Regions from separate parts of the Homo sapiens genome. Here region 2 is linked to region 1. The links are chromatin contacts, found by Hi-C or POLR2A ChIA-PET in ENCODE. All regions are on one chromosome and are shown on one strand. Each heading gives the region's core, a stretch centred on a gene start or an enhancer-like site at or near the end of the contact. The rest is flanking DNA. Distances are from core to core; before and after follow the strand shown.

Evidence for each region. A loop is a pair of places that touch in the nucleus more often than their neighbours do. ChIA-PET counts read pairs that join two places held with the same protein, here RNA polymerase II (POLR2A). Pooled maps may share reads with other maps.
Region 2: a pooled map shows a loop between it and region 1 (3-fold over the local background). The contact joins the promoter of RPL34-DT here to the enhancer-like site in region 1. A Hi-C loop is called at or near these places in 5 of 50 pooled maps. POLR2A ChIA-PET finds 5 or more read pairs at or near these places in 2 of 52 experiments (CD4-positive, alpha-beta T cell and T-cell).

Annotation. Positions count from the first base shown.
Region 1 is chr4:108,429,237-108,436,593 of GRCh38, reverse strand. No RefSeq gene overlaps it. Among named protein-coding and RNA genes, the nearest start is that of RPL34-DT, 190 kb to the left of the region's middle. Within about 2 kb of position 2,698, at least 2 of the 41 ENCODE cell types and tissues checked have a DNase peak (open chromatin) inside an H3K27ac peak, as active enhancers do; they include CD4-positive, alpha-beta T cell, where a contact is called at or near this core.
Region 2 is chr4:108,617,898-108,625,254 of GRCh38, reverse strand. RPL34-DT (RPL34 divergent transcript) reads left to right here and starts at 4,798. Exons shown (of 4, transcript NR_026968.1): 1 at 4,798-4,947. RPL34 (ribosomal protein L34) reads right to left here and starts at 4,679. Exons shown (of 5, transcript NM_001319236.2): 1 at 4,655-4,679; 2 at 3,231-3,304; 3 at 3,051-3,150; 4 at 2,637-2,740; 5 at 1-127. The coding sequence starts at 3,295. The coding sequence ends at 43. RefSeq lists enhancers at 4,667-4,716, 3,942-5,141.

The DNA of each region.
Region 1 (7,357 bases), core at 1,449-3,948:
AAATTAATTCAAGATGGATTAAAGACTTAAATGTTAGACCTAAAACCATAAAAACCCTAGAAGAAAACCTAGGCAATACCATTCTGGACATAGGCATGGGCAAGGACTTCATGTCTAAAACACCAAAAGCAATGGCAACAAAAGCCAAAATTGACAACTGGGATCTAATTAAACTAAAGAGCTTCTGCACAGCAAAAGAAACTACCATCAGAGTGAACAGGCAACCCACAAAATGGGAGAAAATTTTCACAACCTACTCATCTGACAAAGGGCTAATATCCAGAATCTACAAAGAACTCAAACAAATTTACAAGAAAAAAACGAACAACCCCATGAACAAATGGGCGAAGGATATGAACAGACACTTCTCAAAAGAAGACATTTATGCAGCCAAAAGACACATGAAAAAATGCTCATCATCACTGGCCATCAGAGAAATGCAAATCAAAACCACAATGAGATACCATCTCACACCAGTTAGAATGGTGATCATTAAAAAGTCAGGAAACAACAGGTGCTGGAGAGGATGTGGAGAAATAGGAACACTTTTACACTGTTGGTGGGACTGTAAACTAGTTCAACCATTGTGGAAGTCAGTGTGGCGATTCCTCAGGGATCTAGAACTAGAAATACCATTTGACCCAGCCATCCCATTACGGGGTATATACCCAAAGGATTATAAATCATGCTGCTATAAAGACACATGCACACGTATGTTTATTGCGGCACTATTCACAATAGCAAAGACTTGGAACCAACCCAAATGTCTAACAATGATAGACTGGATTAAGAAAATGTGGCACATATACACCATGGAATACTATGCAGCCATAAAAAAGGATGAGTTCATGTCCTCTGTAGGGACATGGATGAAATTGGAAATCATCATTCTCAGTAAACTATTGCAAGGACAAAAAAACCAAACACCGTATGTTCTCACTCATAGGTGGGAATTGAACAATGAGAACACATGGACACAGGAAGGGGAACATCACACACCGGGGCCTGTTGTGGGGTGGGGGGACGGGGGAGGGATGGCATTAGGAGATATATCTAATGTTAAATGATGAGTTAATGGGTGCAGCCCACCAACATGGCACATGTATACATATGTAACAAACCTGCACGTTGTGCACATGTACCCTAAAACTTAAAGTATAATTAAAAAAGAAAATTACCAGGGATTCATATCTAATCTCCAATGAAATATTGAAAAGTTAAGTTATTAAAATTGCCTTTAAGGCTTTGATGATAACCAGCATTTGCCTAATATCTTTCATCTGTGAGTTTTCAAAATATTGTAAAATTAGTATGAGTAACTCAATTTTACATATGGGAAAGCTGAGGGACAGGGTGGAATAAAAACTTGCCCAAGTTTATACAGAGAAGCAAGAATGGAACCTAGCTTATGATCTTCCTGTAAATCACAGAACCATGGTGTTCTGAAATGAAAGGGTCTGGATGATTATCTGGTTCTACCCTCTGAGTGTAGAGGCTGCGGTGCAGGAGGGTCTAATGACTGGTCCAAGGTCACAAAGCTAGTTAGTAAGTGAGCTGCAGTAACAATCATGCTCCGTGAATCCCACTGCTGGGTTTTCTTCCCTTGTTCATATGGCCTGAATATACAGTATCCCTTGGTATTGGTAGGGGATTGGTTCCAGGACCTCCTGCCAATACTCAGAACTGCAGATGCTCAAGTACCTCATATAAAATGGCATAGTATTTGCACATACCTCCTCCTGCATACTTTAAATCATCTCTAGATTACTTATAATACCTAATACAACACAAATGTTCCATAAATAGTTGTTATACTGTATTGTTTTTTATTTCTATTACTTTTTATTGGTGTATTGTTAATTTTTATTGCTTTTATTCCCCCAAATATTTTCAATCCACAGTTGGTTGAATCCAGATGCAGATCCAGGGACTGGGAGGGCTGATGGAGGGCTGACTGTGTTTCTGCTCAGGCAGATGTGAAGTGAGCCCTAAAAGAACTTCCCACTGGCCAAGGTACTTTCTAACTGCAGAATCATGCTTCTTCCCATATTCCCCCAAGGGATAATTGGCTCTAAGAGGGCTGACTATCCATCCTTCCTCTGAGGCTTGAAGACCCAGTATGAGATCCAGGTTGAGGATAAGGAAGGGTGGCTTAAGGAAGTCCACCCAGCAGTCCTTGTTTCAACTGGACAGTGGCATCTCCCAGACTCTTCAACTGCATCTGCTGCTGCAGAGGCTGCCAGTCATCAAACTGGAGGTCTGGTAGTTGCTAAAATGGCCTGGCAGAATTTGGTGGCTACTGACTGGACTTATTGGTTCCATTGAAGTGTCTTAATGGTGCCTTCTTCAACTTGAAAATGCTTGTGATTCTTCCTCCTACAGGCCACCCCTAAGCAAAGAACAACCTCCTATTTTTCGTTTAAGTATTATTTTGGCAACCACAAGAGATGGCAACCCTGCTGCAGTTGAAAATGTGCTCCACATCAAAGCCACACTTTCTTTTCAGCAGACTCACAAAGCTTTTTATTTCCAGCCCTCCTGAATACTCCACACGCCACCAATGTTTACATTTTTGTCCAGCCTACGCGTCTTTTCCTGCTTAAGAACCATATGCCCTATCACTTTAGTCATGTGGCTAACACACCCTGCTTCCTTCCTTTTCCTCCGGCTTTTCTGGCCTCTGACTCAGTTACACCCATCCTGGCAGGTAGAGAACTTTTTTTTAACGTATCAATTCTTGCCAGTGCCCTCTGATGTGGTTCTCTTGTGCAGCATAGAAAAGTTCCAAGAGTCCCCAGTGTTCCTCACTACTGATCCCTTCATACTAAGTATTTCACTAAATGTTCTCTGATGGTGACCACTGTAGAGTTTGTTTCATCTGAAGTCTGCTTGTACTGTTCTTATCCTTAGTAAACAGGAGGCAGTAAGAAGTGTTGTTTGGGTTTGCAAGAAAGGTACAAATTTAATGAGGCTGCAATCTGTATCTTGCCTCAAAAATGAAAATAGAAACCCCATTCTACCCAATTACATTAGGTGGAAAAAATGCAACAGTCATATTGGGAGCAGTAAAGCCAACACTGCATGTTCTCACTCATAGGTGGGAATTGAACAATGAGAACACATGGACACAGGATGGGGAACATCACACACCGGGGCCTGTTGTGGGGTGGGGGGAGGGAGGAGGGATAGCATTAGGAGATATACCTAATGTAAATGATGAGTTAATGGTTGCAGCACACCAACATGTCACATGTACACATATGTAACAAACCTGCACGTTGTGCACATGTACCCTAGAACTTAAAATATAATGAAAAATATATATATATAAAAATTAAAAAAAATTAAAAAAAGAGACTTATTCTCGAATCCTGTTAAAGAAAGCGGAAGTGAATTTTCCAGAGAACTCCCCATTCTTTCATAGTGCAACTCCTTAAAACATCAAGTCAAGCCATCTTCTTAGGTTGTGGCTGGACTTTGTAATTAAGTCATTCAACAAAATATTTATTGACTCACTACCAGGTTTGGGGAACTGTGCTAGGTTCTGGAGATAGAGGAGTGAGCAAAACACATGCAATGCCTGCCACCATGGAGATTACAGTCTAGTAGAAGACTATGCATTGGCTGCCTACCTTGCTCAACTAGGTCAAGTCAGTCAGTTGACATGTTAAAAAGTTAAATATCCATGGAATACAGGGTATTATATAAGGATATAGATGATTTGGTGTTGAGATCTTTAGTAATAAGTCCTGCTAAATCTGGAAGCTGCAATAAAGTCCGGCTTAGGGTCAGCAGCCTCCCCAGCAGCAGGCCCCACTGCGCACTAGGGCAGAGACAGTAGCCAAGTCAGCCTTTTGGGTGCTCTCTAGGCACAGCATGGGCTAGAGGACACTTTTCACCTACTTACACGGCATGGAACATTCCAAGAGGGCCCACACTCTGTGCTATGTACATAGTCTCATTGAATACTCATAATTACCCTGGAAGTAGGTTTTGTTGTTTCTGCTTTATGGAGAAACTGAAAGTCAGGAAGGAAAGTGACTTGTTCAAGATCAATAGCTAATGTCAGGTCTGAGCTCAGATCTGTTGACTCCAAAGTTCTTGCTTTCAGGGGATGATCACACACTCTTAAACCAGAGAAATTAAGATCTGCAATGTAATATCTTAAAACTGAAAACCTGCCAAAGTCATCATTTGTGTAATAGAGAAGATATACTTTCAGAAAGAAGCTGTTTGACGGTTAGATCCATAAGGATGGGGTTCAGTAGTAAAATATTTTCCCTCCACCTCACCTTTTCTTTTCTTATCTCAGAGCTTTTAACTACAGAAGTACCCTTTGATTTTACACACACACACACCACACACACCCCTACATCAGTTTCAAAAGATGTATTTCACATCTGGATCTACTATTTCATTTTTTGCCCCAGTCCAGACCACAACAAAAACACCAACACAAAAACATGAGTAAAAGGGAAATATTGTAGGAGCATTCACATGAGAATTGTTATTTAGAAATCATGTCCCTGAGCTCCACTTGTTTTGCCTCTCTGATCCAGTCCCCAATTCTCCAGACAATGTAATAGTTTGTCATACCCTAAAGGAAAACAAAAAAGCCAAAAACTACTTCAAAGCACAGAAAGTCCTCACTAACTTAAAAGAAATGATCAAGCAATTTAATATGAAAATAAGTCAAACTTATTTTAAAAAACAAACATAATTTGAGTCCTATTGAATGAAGCAAAATAAATAATTAAGTTTTTTTTTTGAAGCAGATTATTTTGGAAGGAAATCAGGCTTTTGTAAGAATTCCTATGGTTGTTGAGTGTGGTCAGGTGGTTGCAACATGGGTATGGAAATGTAGAATTCATGGCCTCCTTCTCCAAATCGTGAATGTCTGATGTACTATAAGCTTTCAGAAAACTTGTTTACAAACTCTATGCTGTTGTTTGGCTGTCTATAACATCAGCATTACTTTTACAATATCATTTTTTAACTAATGACTCTCATAAGATTGTAGGAACTTACAACGCAAGTGGAATCATCCTGCCATGATACAGTCTGACGGGCAGAAGGGCACCATGTGATGAAAAGAGTGATCAGGAGACATCAGTGAAAAAGAGGTCTGTGTTTACATCAGTGTCTGTGGGAACTTAACATATAATGGGTCACGAATGGACATGGAGCCCAGACAACGAGGAAGGCACAAGGTCAGTTTTTGGAAGGAGCTAAGGAGGGAGGTACGTATTTATAGAGAGTCTGAGCTATATGCTGAGCTGTGGGAAAATCCAAAGCCTGGGTCAGAAAGGTGAGCTGGCTATAAAAATGGAGCAATGAGGTGAGAAATGAGACAGAACCCAAGATTAACAGTAGTGGCAATGGATGGAGAGGGTTTGAGAAAAGATTCCTTTCTCCATACTAATGAAGATAACGTTGCATAATTATTGATTTATAAGTATCCATTATATGCTAGAGTCAGCATTAAACATGCACATGACACACTCATTTTATTTATTTATTTATTTTTGAGACAGGGTCTCACTCTGTCATCCAGGCTGGAGTGCAGTCGCATGATTCTAGCTCACTGTAGTCTTGACCTCCTAGGTTCAAGTGATCCTCCCACCTCAGCCTCCCGAGCAGGTAAGACTACAGGCACATGTCACCATGCCTGGCTAATTTTTTTTTTTATTTTTTTACAGAGATGGCGTCTTACTATGTTGCCCAAACTAGTCTCGAACTCCTGGCCTCAAGCAATTCCCTTGCCTTGGAATCCCATAACACTGGAATTATAGGCATGAGCCACCACACTCAGCCTGACATACTCATTTTTAAGCAAAGGACTTCTAAGTCATGGCTTGTTAATCTAACACCGACGATAACGTCCCAGGCAGAAGCCACAGCCCAGAAGACTTCCCAGCGTGGGAAGGCTTAGGAGACCAGCTGGCATCAGGCACATTCCACAGAAATACTGAGAAACTTGTGAAGAACAAACAGACCTGGCAGGAGCAAGAGGAAGATACCTGGCCTGAGTAGCACTAAATATGTCCCAATTAAACAGAACTACTATCCCAATTAAGCAACTGTCATGACCATTAATAAACACAAAAGGGTGTGTTGCACGATGGCCTGATTCAGTGCCGTTACTGATTTAGTGCACTGTAATGATTATTAATAATCCTCAGCTACTTCATGCTTCTCTGAGTGCTCTGGGAATTCACATTTGCCTGGATCCTTGAATGAAGATGATACTGGAAGTGAAACTCAAAGAGAATCATTTGGATGGCCGAAATAGGTCTGATGAAACTGCTGATACAGATGCCTGAGCATTTCATGGAATTCTGGGCCATTTCCTCTCCCTGGTCATCTCATGTCTTGTGATCTAACCAGCTCTTAGGGGTTCCTTGGTCAAGCACTCTGGCCCTGCTTCCTCCTTTCACTTGGCTGGCAAATCTCATATAGACTTCAATGGCGAAAAGCTGTCAACAGTTCATAAAAGGATCAAACACCTTAAGATGTTGTATACAAGTTCCAGTGATGTTTTCAAATATACTTCCTTTCCTAGTTCCTCACAGATAACCTTTTGGCATCCAGTGAAGTAACGTGGAGGGTAGATACCCAGTTCTGATTTGGGGAAATGTTTTCCACCCACTAGTTGTCATCATACATGGTTTGGTTCAACACATTTCATCAATGGAATCTTGTGATGTTCCTGTTAGCAACTTTTTTTTTTTCCTGGGGAATAGGGGTCAAGGAAAGGCCTTTCAAAGGAGGCCAACTGTAAAGAGCTGGGCTTACTTTCATGTCTGCCATCACAGCTCTTAACTATTGCTCCCCAAAGAGAAGCAAAAGAAAACACAGCTTTCCATGACACCTGTTCCTTTCATGCCAGCCTAGTTCCAAGGAAAAAGATTTTCCAAATCAAGTAGAGATTTCAGATGTTTTTTTTAAATTTCCAACTCTGAGTCTAAATATTGGTAAAGAGAATGCTTAAAGAGGACTTGAAAGATAAAAGCAAGGTGTTTTGCTAACATCATATCCATGGCTAGTGGGATTGTTTTGGGGTGTGTGTGCGTGCGTGTGTGTGCGCATGTGTGTGTGTTTTGATTTCTGGGACAGGAGGCAATGAATGGATAAACTAGCAAGGAAAAAGTGAGACTGGGCCATTAGCCCATTGGTAAGAAAATCACAATCTCTGGTAATCTATGAGAAATATTTCCTAAGGACCTTTTTTGAGACCTTGCAGCTTTTCTCAATTGGAGTTTCTCATGTGAACCACAAAACAGACAATGATTTAAGTGACTATTTTCTCAGTTCTCCCAAGATGGCACAGAGCTAGTACTATCCTGGAATATGCATA
Region 2 (7,357 bases), core at 3,549-6,048, 190 kb before region 1:
CAGCGTCTTTTCATTTTTATTACTCAAAAAAGTTTCATTTTTTTATTTAGCTTTCTGACTCTGTGCTTGTGCCTTCAACACTTTCACAACGATTTTCTGCTCCTCGATAAGGAAAGCACGCTTGATCCTAGAAAGGAAAATACCAAATTAATCATTTCTTTAAAATGAACTTCATTTTTTATTTAGCACAGAGAAGGCAAACATGGTAAAGAACCAAGCAAAGCAATCAGGGAACCCAGGAAACTACAGGATACACAAATACAGAGTAAAACTTAAAAGGTGAAATTCATTTAAAGCAGGATAATCCTTCAATTTCATGCCAGTAGTTATCTGTCCTCCTTCTGAGTCAAGATAAACTATGAAGTCATCCCCACAGGAGACCACTTATGAGAGCTCTAATTTATTGTTAGGATCCAGGAATAGTGGTATTTCTTGATTTGCAAAATGTCTTAGAATATTTTAACCATATTTTTGAAAATTCCCAGTAAAAAACAACACATAAGGGGCTATGTGTTAAGAACTAAAATTAAAAGGTAAAGGGATATTAGCAAGAGACACCTCACCAAGAGCAAGGATTTTAGAACCTGTTTACGGCCAACTCCACCACACACTAGCTGCACACTGGACAAGTTACCTTCTCTATATTAAGGCACAAAATAGTTTCACACGTATTTAACAGGGAGTTTATGAGGATTAAATTTGGAAAGATTTTCTAGACTTTGAGCCTCCATCTAGGAGTGCATTTTATGGATCACTATCATTACAGTGTTGCACAGGACCTAGCAAAAAGCAGGTCTTCCTAGCATTTGTTAAATCAGAGTTACCACCAGAGTTTAAAGCACTCCTCTTGCTTCAACTTAAACCTTCCCCCACCCCATTTCCCATTGGTAAACCTGGTTATCAAACCCTACCCTCAAAACTCTGGGTTTTCTAATTTCTTCAAATCTCCCCCATGTGATCCTATCAGAGACACATACAACTGAATCACTTAAAAATTCCCTTAACTTACTCAAAGCACAGACCACATGCAGACCTGCTCAGCATCACAGCTAACAATGCTAATTTCTAGGCTATCCTGTAAACCTAAATTCAAATCTTCAGGAGATAAGGCCCGAGAATTTGTATTTTTAATAAATGTGCCCATCTGATTTTGTGTTCAGCAAAGTTTTAGAACCAAAGACTGGGGGAAAAAAAGCCAAACTTCTTCAGCTTAAAACTCATGACTTATCTCCAATGTACACTTCCATTTCTCACCCACAATGTGCCAGATCAGTCCGTACTTTCCTTGCCTGGAATGCCCTTTCTGCCTTTTGTCCAAAATTTGCCCATCATTTAGGTTCCAACTCAAATGCCATTCCTAGTTATTTGCAAGTAATTTCTCCTTTAAACTTCAATCATAGTTAAGCTTTGCTGTGTATCACAGAAGCTATATTTATCCCCTATTTGTATTAATGTAGTATCTCCTACTGTTCTCTTACAATCTACCTCCTAAAATGCAGAATGAAGCCTGCATTTGGTGTCAAAAGGTTTGGTTTAAAAACTCAGCTAGGACTGGGTGCGGTGGCTTATACCTGTATTCCCAGCACTTTGGGAGGTCGAGGCTGACAGATCATGAGGTCAGATAGAGACCATCCTGGCTAACACAGTGAAACCTTGTCTCTACTAAAAATACAAAAAATCAGTCAAGTGTGGTGGCATGTGCCTGCAGTCCCAGCTATTCAGGAGGCTGAGGCAGAAGAATTGCTTGAACCCGGGAGGCGGAGGTTACAGTGAGCCAAGATCACACCACTGGACTCCAGCCTGGGCTACAGAGCGAGACTCCATCTCAAAATCAATCAATCAATAAAAGAATTAAGCTAATCTACCTTTTATTCTGTAAAGCCCCTCATAATCTGGCTTTTCTTTCTTTCCCTTTTTTTTTTGAGACAGAGTTTCGCTCCTGTTGCCCAGGCTGGAGTGCAATAGCGCAATCGCAGCTCACCACAACCTCTGCCTCCCAGCTTCCAGCAATTCTCCTGCCTCAGTCTCTGAGTAGCTGGGATCACAGGCATGCGCCACCACGCCCAGCTACCTTTTTGTATTTTTAGTAGAGACGGTGTTTCTCCATGTTGGTCAGCCTGGTCTCAAACTCCCAACCTCAGGTATCTGCCTGCCTCCGCCTCCCAAAGTGTTGGGATTTCAGGCATAAGCCACCACACCTGGCCATAATCTGGCTTTTCTACCTTTGTTGTCCATCATCTCCTGCAACCCTATGCTCATGAGAATACACAACTCTTCTGTTCCTACACTTTTAACACCTTCCGCACATGAGAATACACAACTCTTCTGTTCCTACACTTTTAACACCTTCCACACTCCATCTATCTTTGTCCAAACCACTAACAGAGACTTTCTTACCCACCTCCTGAACAAAACCAAGTTCCTTTTAATCTCCACATCTAGCATAAATATGCCCCCAAATTATTACTTTGAATATCATTTCCTGCTTTGTGCAGCATCAATTATCCATAGCAAAGAAAGGGTTCTAAAGCATGCAACTGGTTTAAAATGAGTTGCTTCACCATTGTACTGATCAGCAGACAGTATAACACACACAATAATTTGCTAAGGAAAGCCCATTTAAGCATTTAACTTACCTGTCACGAACACATTTAGCACACATGGAACCACCATAGGCCCTGCTGACATGTTTCTTTGTTTTGGACAATCTCATAAGAACTTTAGGTCTTACAGCACGAACCTGCATAAGAAAAATATTAAGATTTTTGTGATGCTTTAACAGAAATTTCCCTAAATTTTGTTAAGTGTTAAGGGCAAGTTTAAAGTAGGTTACAAAGGGAAATGGTGTACTCATTTATCTGAAAGGCATTTCACTGCATTTCTCAGATTGGTTTAAAAAGTCTATGTTCGTGGCAGATTTGGCTCATGAATGTTTAGTAATTCTGAACCCTCTTAGTGGTAACCTCTCCTTGATTCATTCCATCGTCAAGGGATGAAAGCTCAGTAAGTTCAAGACTTGTTAGGCTGCACACAGTAAAAGGTACACTTACCCCTCGAAGTCTGCCTGGGCACACACCACATGCAGATTTTGGTGCTTTCCCAACCTTCTTGGTATAAAGGTAAACAATTCTATTACCAGGGGTTCGGGACCTAGAAAGTGAAACAGTCAGTAGGTCAGCATTTTGTAGAGTAAATGACAATATATACTTAAAATTTTCAGAAATACTTACAGCCTAGTTTTGTTAGAGGCTGTATTGTAGGAAAGCCTACGTCGGTATGTCAAACGCTGGACCATTCTGAGTGCCTAAATTAAGAATAGAGTAACATCAAATCTTTCCATTGTAAAAGTAAATAAAATCTCAAAACAGTATCATGTGGTCTATTTCATTCACATACATATCCTTGTATGTAACACCCTTAAATTAAGATGTATTATTCCACATTTTAAAACTACTTGTATTTAAAGGTGACTGATAAACAAGAGGCCAAGAATGTTAGCTTTCCTGATGGTAATCAAACGTGGCACTTCCTTAACGTTCTGATGACCAGGCTCCTTACTCAGAGTCTAATTTTGTTTGGAGTGGTGTCCAGAAAAGTGCCACGAGCCCAGTTGGAGAAACACCGCTTTAAACAAAGAGCACAAAAAGTGAGCTCTGAAGTCGAATCCTTAGCTATGCCATTTACTGGGAATATAAAGGGCAAGGAGCTAGCCTCCTTATCTCTAACATGGGAATTCTGTCTACTTTATACAGCTGTCATTAGGATTAAACGACGTGGGCTATCCGTCCCAACACAATGCCTGGCACATATCAGGGTTCAATGTCTTGCCCTAAAGCACCACCTGCGTAAAGGCATACCCTTTAATACTAATTTTGATATTACACAAGTTTCTTTGGGTTATGGCACCTGCTTTCTTCCCACTTCTGGAAACATCGTGATGTTATTTAGCAAATCGGTTATACAGATATGCATACGAGCAACTTCGTTAAGGGAACTACCCAACGTAAAACATAATCAATACTTGAACTAATTTAATCTTCCCATTCCACCCCTTGTAACCACCTCATTTGTTGTCACAAGCCTCTCACTAAAATTAAACTAAAACAGAATTACCAGACACCAAAACTTGACACGTAAAACCAGTGCGAGTGATTTATGAAGCCATTATTCTGTTTGCATCTCCAAAAGCAAGACAGAAACTTCTAACACATTTTTCTCTTCCTTGACATGGGCCTTGGACGCAGAAGCCAAATAGCGAAACCACCCGAACTCGCCGGACCCTGCCCTCCCAAAGACTAAGGACACGTACAGGCGTGCTGTGAAAACGTGGGTGTAAAATATGAAAACGTTTGGCGATTTTCCAGACTCAAACCGCCAAACCACAACTCGTTAGTCTCCAAACGCTACACTTGGAATGCAGCAAAGTCCCGGGTGGTGAGCTGTGGCTACTCACGGCTTTGGAGGTGCCACCAGGAACAAGGGATTTCCAAAGATCAAAGTAAGGAACTTCCTCACCACCAACCTCCCTGTTGTGCCCCTTACCCCTACACCAGCTCAAAGGACTGCTTCTGAGAGCTCTAGGCTTCCTCAGCTCCTCGGATGGCAGCCGATTGGTAAGGAAATAAAGACAGGGAAAAGAGAACAACATCCATACCTGCAGACAACGTCCCCGGAAGAGGAAGAAAAAAGCCTTTGCCAGTTCAAAGGTCAAATAGAATTGCGCAGGACAGGAAGTTGCGTCAGAGAGAGAGTATCCGTGTTGTACGGAAGCCGACGCACCTCTCCGACGTGGGCAGAGATGCAGGGAACCACCACGTTGTACGGCAACCAACGTGCCGCCCCTCTGTGGGCGGGGATTCACACTAGCTGTCTGTGTCAAGGCCACGCAGAAATCTATTGGAAATCGCTGTGGAAACAAACGCAAATGAAAAGCCGCAAAGAGCAAAGGTGGGACAAAATCAACTTCTTTCGTTGTCATGGACACTGCACTTTTAATCTAAAGGGCGCCAGCTCTGGCGTTAGACCTGGGTTTAAATCCCAACTCTTGACATTTATGGTTAAGGGACCTTCAAGGACCAGGGACCTTCAAGAACCTTCCCTTCTTCAACCTTCCCTTCTCTTTCCTTGTCATTTATTCAGAGCACAAGCTTTACAAACAAATTGGGATTTTAATCCAGTGTCTGCTAATTATTAGCTATGTTACTTTGAGCAAGCCCTTAAATCTCTAAAAGGAAGATATTAGGAACTACCGTGCCATGTTATGTCATGATCAAAGGCATTATGAAGTTAAAGCACTTAGCACAGGGTCTTATAGAGAGGAAGTGCTCAGTAAATGGTTGCTAATCTTATGATTATGTACAAAGAACTACTTGAGGCTTTTCATGGGTGGTAAAGTTTAACCTTTAAAACAGTATGTAAAATTTTACATTAAGCGCACGTGTGTATTTTTCTGAGAAGAGGGTCCCTGGCTTTCATCACCTTGTCAAAGGGATTCATGACCTCTAAAAAAGTAAAGAACTCTTTGCCTGGGCTGTAAAAGACAATTCTAAAAGGGGCCTTTAAGTTTTTAATCTTAGATCAGGCTCCCTGGAAACACACCTCGAAGAGACTTGAGTGTTGGCTTATGGGGAGCGCTCTTAGAATGCACCTCCAGGAAGCTGAGAAAGGCGGGGTCAGGTGATCCACAACGTGGTTGCTGTGAGGCAGCTGCATTGCCCCAGAAGAGAGGATTTGGATAGGATATCCCAGTACCCACTCAACTTTCCTTCTAGTATTTCTAATCCATCTAGCAAACCAAGAAAGCAGGCAAGTGACTGAGGGCATGTAGTCTGTCTTGAACTGTGAGGCCTATTGATTCTATCAAGCCTCACATCACTGCCATCTTTGTCACAACACCAGATGGAAGGCTCTGGTTATATCCTTCCCTCTGCTCACTCTCAAATAGCTGCTTCTCCCCCGACCTTGTCATCAGCTACTTCCCTCCTTTCCAGTCCTTTGATTTTTGTCCTCTGAAATCCTTTTCGTCTCTGTGCCAGGCATTGAGATGGAAGCTTGCATAGAGAGACAAATGTGGTTTTTGAATAAATGCACTAATGAATGTATTTACTTGCAATATGTTCTCTATATTTTAAGAGAGACTTTGCAGAGCAGAAGAGAACAGGAGATGGGAGCCCTTGGCACACTATGCTGTTGTTTACGTCTCTGTCCGTGCCTTCCCCCACCCAAGTAGATAAGAATAGTGGTCTCATTGTTGTAGTTTTCCCTTAAGGTACTTAACCCAGTTCCATAATACTATTTTTCCCTCTCTTTAAATTTGTATTTGCATTTTTTCTTGATCAGTCTTGAGAGAGATATGGCAATCTTATTAAAAACTTCAAAGACAGCCAGGTACAGTGGCCCATGCCTGTTAATCCTAGCACTTCGGGAGGCTGATACAGAAAGATCACTGAGACCTGTAGTTAAAGATCAGCCTGGGCAACATAGCGAGACGCCCATCTCTACAAATTTTTTTTTTTTAATTAGCCAGGTGTTGTAGCACACACCTTTAGTCCCACCTACTCAGGAGGCTGAGGCTGGAGGATCACTTGAGCCTAGAAGTTTGAGGCTGCAGTGAACCATGATTGTGCCACCATACTCCAGCCTGGGCAACAGAATGAGATCCTATCTCAATAATAATAATAATAATAATAAATGTATGAAACTTTGGTATATGACAAAGGTAATATATCAGATTGGTGGGGAAAGATTGGTGACTATTCAGTAAATGAAGTTGGGAAAAATGGTTATACATATGGAAAGAAAAAATTGTATCCTTAAGTCACTCTACACTGAAAAAAAAAACCTTAAATGAGTCAATAATAAGGCTTTAATTTATTAGGAAATATAGGTGACTATCTTATAGACGTTGGAGTAGAAGAGGATTTTTTAAACAAGGCACAAAAAGCACAAACTCAGAAAAGACCAATAAATCTGACCACATTACAATTAATAGCTTTTATCAAAAAACCCTTAAATAAAAAAATGTTAAACCTCAAAGTTTCCCAGTCCAAGCCAAAAAAAGTATGATAGGTTCACCTTATTTTAATTTCACAAAAATTTGTAAAATATTTATTAAGTGCACACAGAAATTAATGAACAGAGAACAAAGACAGATTAAAAAAACAAATGAGATTCTTTAGGCCGGGTGTGGTGGCTCATCCCTGTAATCCCAGCACTTTGGGAGGCCAAGGCAGGTGGATCGCTTGATGCCAGGAGTTCAAGACCAGCCTGGCCAACATGGCGAAACCCCGTCTCTACTAAAAATACAAAAATTATCTGGGCGTGGTGACAGGTGCCTGTAATCCCAGATACTCAGGAG